2 separate regions of the Homo sapiens genome follow, and region 1 is linked to region 2. The links are chromatin contacts, found by POLR2A ChIA-PET in ENCODE. All regions are on one chromosome and are shown on one strand. The core of a region is the stretch at or near the end of the contact, and the rest is flanking DNA. Distances in the headings are between cores, read along the strand shown.

Region 1 (2,700 bases), core at 2-2,501, 960 kb after region 2:
GGGATGCAGTACCCCTGACCCAAGCCCTGGTTCACCACCTACACCACTGGCTCATGAAGGCCTTCCCTCCTGGGGTGCTCATGAGCACGGCCAGCACACTGCAAGCACCATGCTTGGGCCTGCCTGGCCACAGCAACAGAAAAGCAGCGCTGGGACCATGGGGCTTTCCCTGACCAGGTGCCCGCCCCCTCCCAGGGTCCCTGCACTGGCCTTTTGTAGCTTAGGAAAGCCCTGCCTGCCTGGCCCCAGGAACAGCACAGCAGCAAAATCTTTCTTTGCCTTCCCTGCCTCCTCAGCCACTAATTGATCCTATGCGTCTGGGCCCTTACCTGCCACTCTTTGGAGTAGATGTCAGTTTACCAACCCCTTCCCCTGGATAGGGGAATAAACGCGGGCACAGCACATGCAGATTACAAAGGGCCTTCACGTCTTGATCTCACTCCATCCACATCACAGCCCAGGAAGCAGAAGATGCTGTTGGTACAGGCTCCATTCCACAGAGGAGACTGAGGTCATGTGTGGGGCAGAGCCAGTTCCCAATCTCAGCCCACCCTTCTCCCTTCCATTTGGCTCTCCCTTCTGCTTGTCCACACCAGCACATGGCATCAGAGGCCTTGGGGGAGGGGATGAGGCTGGGTGTGGGCTCTGCTTGAGTCCATACTGCCTTGGTGTGGCCTCAGGGTTGGAGGGTAAAGGATGTGCTCTTTCCCTACCAAGTTCCCAACACCTGGGGGTGGCTGCAGTACTTATGGGCTCCAATCCCTTCAGAGATATGGCAGAGGCCACTAATGGCCACATCATCTGAGATGTGGGGAACACAAGATGACACTGACTCTAGGGGCTACCTGGGTGCTAGGGGCCCAGGTGTCCTCCGTAGGTGTTCTGGACTGAGGAGATGGTGCCATAGAAGGGAAAAGCCTGGAGCTACCCCTACTGGAGGGGTGGAGGCAAAGCGAAGAGGATGGGGCCCAGAAGTGGTCAGGGCAGTCACTCTGGCCTCCTCCTCCAAGGGGCTCTCAAAGCAGCACCCCCTTCCAGCTGCCTAGTCCTTGTTGGTCCCTGGTAACTAATGCCATTTTGTAGAAGGCCTGGCACTATCATCCCCATTTTCAGATGAGAAAACTAGTTCAGAGAGATTAATGCCTGCCAAAGCTCACACAACAGAGCTAGGACTACAATCTCAGTAAACAGCCTTTCTTTGCCCAGAAATGTTGGCTCCAAGAAGGTTTCCTGCCACTGACAAGCCACAGGGTACCTGTCACCTCTGTATTCAGCTGAAGGCAGAGATCTTGGGTCAACCCACGCGCAAGGTGGCTTTGTAACCTTAACCATTCACCATATCCTGTTCTCATTTTGTTTCTGAGATACCAAACATCAAATCTCCTGGTGGGTGACAAATCTACCACAGCTCCCCTAAACACTCTGACCATGAAGCACCAGTTCTGAAGCAATTACTGGTAAAGATGCTCTGAGGGTTCAGGGAATGTTTCTGTGGGAGAGTTTAAGCTCACTTAGGGTCATCTGGGTATCTGAAGGATCTTCTTTGCAGGAGACGACTGGGCTGCGCAGTGCAAGGTACTGAGGTGGTAGCAGTAGCACACACAGCTCAGCCCCTGATGACACATCAGGAAAGCAACATAACTCCATGAAAGTCTTCCCAGGCATTAGACACTGGGCTGGGCTCAGTGCTCCACACACACAGTTCTCATGCAATCTTCCTAACACCCCTAGGGGTGAGTGCTGTTCCAGTCTCTTCGGTATAGAGGAGGAAACTGAGTTTGTGGGCTGCACTACCTAGAGCCATGGAGCCTGGAGGTGGCAGACCAGGTATGTTTGGTTCTGGAGCTCAAGCTCTTCACCACCATACTGTCTGCTCATCTGGTAGCTAGAGGGGGAGGCCGGGCCTCAAGGAGGCCATGACTGGGTAGAGGCTGAGCAAAGGCTGAGGGAGCCACAGCCCAGTGCCCCTGCCAGCCCTTACTCCACAGGCCTGGTTCACCAGCTGCCAAGAGCTTGATTTCCTTCTCTGCCTCAGTCCAGAGAACAGCTGGACACCTGGTCAGTGTAGATGGTGGAGGGTGGGCCTGAATGACTGAAAAGGGGTTGTGCATGGGTGTGTCTGGAGGGCTATGACGAATACCATCTTTTCTCCAGAAGTCAGGGGCTGTGGTCCTGCTCTGCACCACCATTCTAGGTCTGAGCCATGCACAGGGACCACTAGGAGGTTGCTTAGGGAGTCCCAGCATCAGGCCACATCTCCCTGGCAGGCTGGACTTTGGGACCCCTTCCTGACCCATCTCTGCCAGGAGGAGGGGCAAGGCAAACAACTTCCTTAGCCCCAAAACTGTGTACATGTGCGAAAGAGAGAACATGAAGGCAGGGGAGATGGGCAAAATGCGGACATGGGACGGAGAGAAGAGAGCTGAACTCTTCCAAATGAATCTTAAGCCAGTGGACTGGAGTCTAAAGCCTAGTTCTGGCACCTCCAACAACAGAAGTTATCCAGCCTCCTGAGGCTTCAGCTTCTTTGCCTATAAAATGAGATAATTTCCACTCCCTGATGGGCTGCACAGGGACTAGTGAGGTCACGTGTAAGAGCAGCTGGTGCAAGGGAGGCGCTCAACAGCATCACTTTCAACAACACTACTTCCAAGTGGCCTAATATTCCTCATGAATTTGGACTTAGTGTTTAATCTCTCC
Region 2 (2,700 bases), core at 137-2,636:
AAAAAAAAAAAAAGATAAGGTCTCCCTTCTTGTAAAATGAGAGAGTTAGACCATCTGGGGTTTCACAGTGTCATCCCACAGGTCAGATCCCACCTGGGAGATTTTTGTTTCATGTAGGGATTTTTTTTTTTTTTAAGGTGGACCTTAAATCAGGGCTAGAAAGTTTGCCACAGCTTCCATCATTCTCTATTAGTTATATGTGGCCCTTTGTTCAGATACATGTAGTAACCTTGCTGACCCCTATAGCCATTTGGGTTTTTATCCTCTGGAGATGGTCTCTAAGGCCTTTTCCAGGTCTACATTTCTGTCTAAATTTGTCAGAAAGAGTCCTTGGGCTGTGAGTGCCCAGTAGTGAAGTGGAATCCTCATTTCTCTATTCCAGCCTTTGTCTTCACACATCAGCAGAATATGGGGTCTGTGGCTTTCTTATGTTGCTTAAAGCATTGTACCCCATCCCCCACCCTGAACAATTGCTTTCCGTTTTCCTAGCCTCCTCCCCAGAGTCACTGCACAGCTATGGCACCATCCAGTTACAGGAGAGTTCCTTGGGCTCATGAGTCTCTAAACCTTCCTCTCTGTCTGACTGCTGGCTATGGTGGAAGAATGGGTGTGTGTGTGTGTGTGTGTGTGTGTGTGTGTGTGTGTGTGTGTGTGTGTTTTAAGCCATTTAAAAATAGGTAAAAATTTCCACTTTAACCCAGTGTCAAAAAAAAACCAGTGGGGCATGGGTTTGTTGTTGTTGTTGTTATTTTGAGACGGAGTTTCACTCTTGTTGACCAGGCTGGAGTGCAGTGGTGCGATCTCAGCTCACTGCAACCTCTGCCTCAGGTTCAAGTGATTCTTGTGCCTCAGCCTCCTAAGTAGCTGGGATTACAGGCATGTGCCACCACGCCCAGATAATTTTTGTATTATTAGTAGAGACGGGGTTTCTACATGTTGGTCAGGCTGGTCTCGAACCCCCGACCTCAGGTGATCCACCCGCCTTGGCCTCCGAAAGTGCTGGGATTGCAGGCGTGAGCCACCACGCCTGGCCAGGGGCATGCATGGTTTTATAGGTAGATTAATTTAGACAGTTGGACCTGGGAAGCTCTATAAATCATCTCCCAAGGCTGTAGAAGAGTTAGTGCATTAATCCCAAAGAAATTAGTCACACCCAGGAGGATGTGCCCACTACATTCAGGGAAAGGTAAACATTTTGAGTGTAAGCATCTCTGGCTGGATTTGTGTACACAGAAATCTCTGTAGATGTATTTTTAAGCACTTAAGACCTGGGACTTAATATTGATTGCTTAGTGTTTAAATTAGAAACAGGTTGTGTTTTGCTGGCTGTGCAAAGTAAAAACCTGGTCCCTGTTGACTTGATTATTTCACCATAAATGAGCTGCTTTTCTTGGCTCAGTGCCTGAGTCCAGCAAAGGCAGGGAACAGCGAGGTTGCTATGGCAGTAATGAAGTCTCTCTTGGGGACTTTAAAGGGGATTCTGCTGGCTCACAGTGGTAAAGGAGGAGTACATAATTAGAGAGGCAAAATTTTATGTAACAACATAGTCTGATTAATTTGGGATTCATTCTTCCACCTATATTACTAAGTGAGATTTCTTTTAGTGTTACACAAATAGGGTGGGCACTGCCATGGGCGTTCACACAGGTTTTGCTTTGCCTGGAATCTTCCTGCCTCTCTGGCCTGACCAGCTCTGCTCATCCCAGGTTTGAGGTCGCCTTTAAACCTGAATGCTAATTGACACTCCTGTGCCCCTACTCCCGCTTCTACCTCACTGTTTGCTCCCTATGGTGAAACTCCCCTACCTCACTGGAACTGCTGGCTTTGGGTCTGCATCCACCTCACTTAGTCTCTAGGTCTCTGGTAGCTGGTGCAGGGCTGGGTGCCTTCCAGATGGGCAAGGGGTCAGAAGGCTTTAATATGTGATTTTATAGAGTCCATGCTGAAACCACTGGCTTCTTACCTTTCTAGTCCTTTACTGTTACAGTAAAATAATTACTAGAATGTTACTTACCTCATATACATATTAAGGGTTTGTTTGTATTAAGCCAAAAACTCTCAGAAATGTCCTGTTAAACACTTCAGTGTTTTTAGGGTGGCTAATGTTGAATCCTGTTAGTTTTGTTGAGGTTATTGGGCATAAATATCAAGAAGCCAAAAAGGGAAAAAAAAAGTTTTTCTCTTGAAAAATATCAAATGAAGGAGGTAACCTACTACTTACAAGCCAACAATCTTTCCCTTGCTTTCTTTCATTTTCCTTCTCTTCAGTACAGTGATATCTAAAGTTTCTGACAAAGCTCTGACATACTATCATACATGTCTTTTAAGTTATTCCAGAAAGGTTATTGTACTTACATTGTGGTTTTTATATTGAGAGTATCGTAGTGTGTTCTAAAGCTGTGAAACTAGAGGTGGTGTATATGACAAAACCCCTCTGTAACCCAGACTGCTTCATTCCCTAGGCCTCTCAGTTTCCTAGGCCTGCCAGAGAAGAGTATTTATTATACTCTGAAGATAAGAGAGTTAATTATTATCGGCCGAGGTTCACATTACCATCACTCTCCTGTTTCTCTTTGACTAAAGATGGCTTCTGTTAGATGCTATTGGGAAATCCCATCACACACACTGACAAATCCAGGTCACAGTGCTGGTCTGGTTCATTACATGTGTCTGGAGTCAGGAAAAGTGGCAGATGCCATC

Evidence for each region. ChIA-PET counts read pairs that join two places held with the same protein, here RNA polymerase II (POLR2A).
Region 1: POLR2A ChIA-PET joins it to region 2 with 20 read pairs in activated naive CD4-positive, alpha-beta T cell. The contact joins two enhancer-like sites. POLR2A ChIA-PET finds 5 or more read pairs at or near these places in 2 of 52 experiments (activated CD4-positive, alpha-beta T cell and activated naive CD4-positive, alpha-beta T cell).

Annotation. Positions count from the first base shown.
Region 1 is chr3:45,949,565-45,952,264 of GRCh38, forward strand. The region is part of intron 14 of FYCO1 (FYVE and coiled-coil domain autophagy adaptor 1); the gene reads right to left. Among named protein-coding and RNA genes, the nearest start is that of CXCR6, 7.5 kb to the left of the region's middle. Within about 2 kb of position 1,252, at least 5 of the 41 ENCODE cell types and tissues checked have a DNase peak (open chromatin) inside an H3K27ac peak, as active enhancers do.
Region 2 is chr3:44,994,250-44,996,949 of GRCh38, forward strand. The region is part of intron 3 of EXOSC7 (exosome component 7); the gene reads left to right. Among named protein-coding and RNA genes, the nearest start is that of EXOSC7, 19 kb to the left of the region's middle. Within about 2 kb of position 1,387, at least 10 of the 41 ENCODE cell types and tissues checked have a DNase peak (open chromatin) inside an H3K27ac peak, as active enhancers do.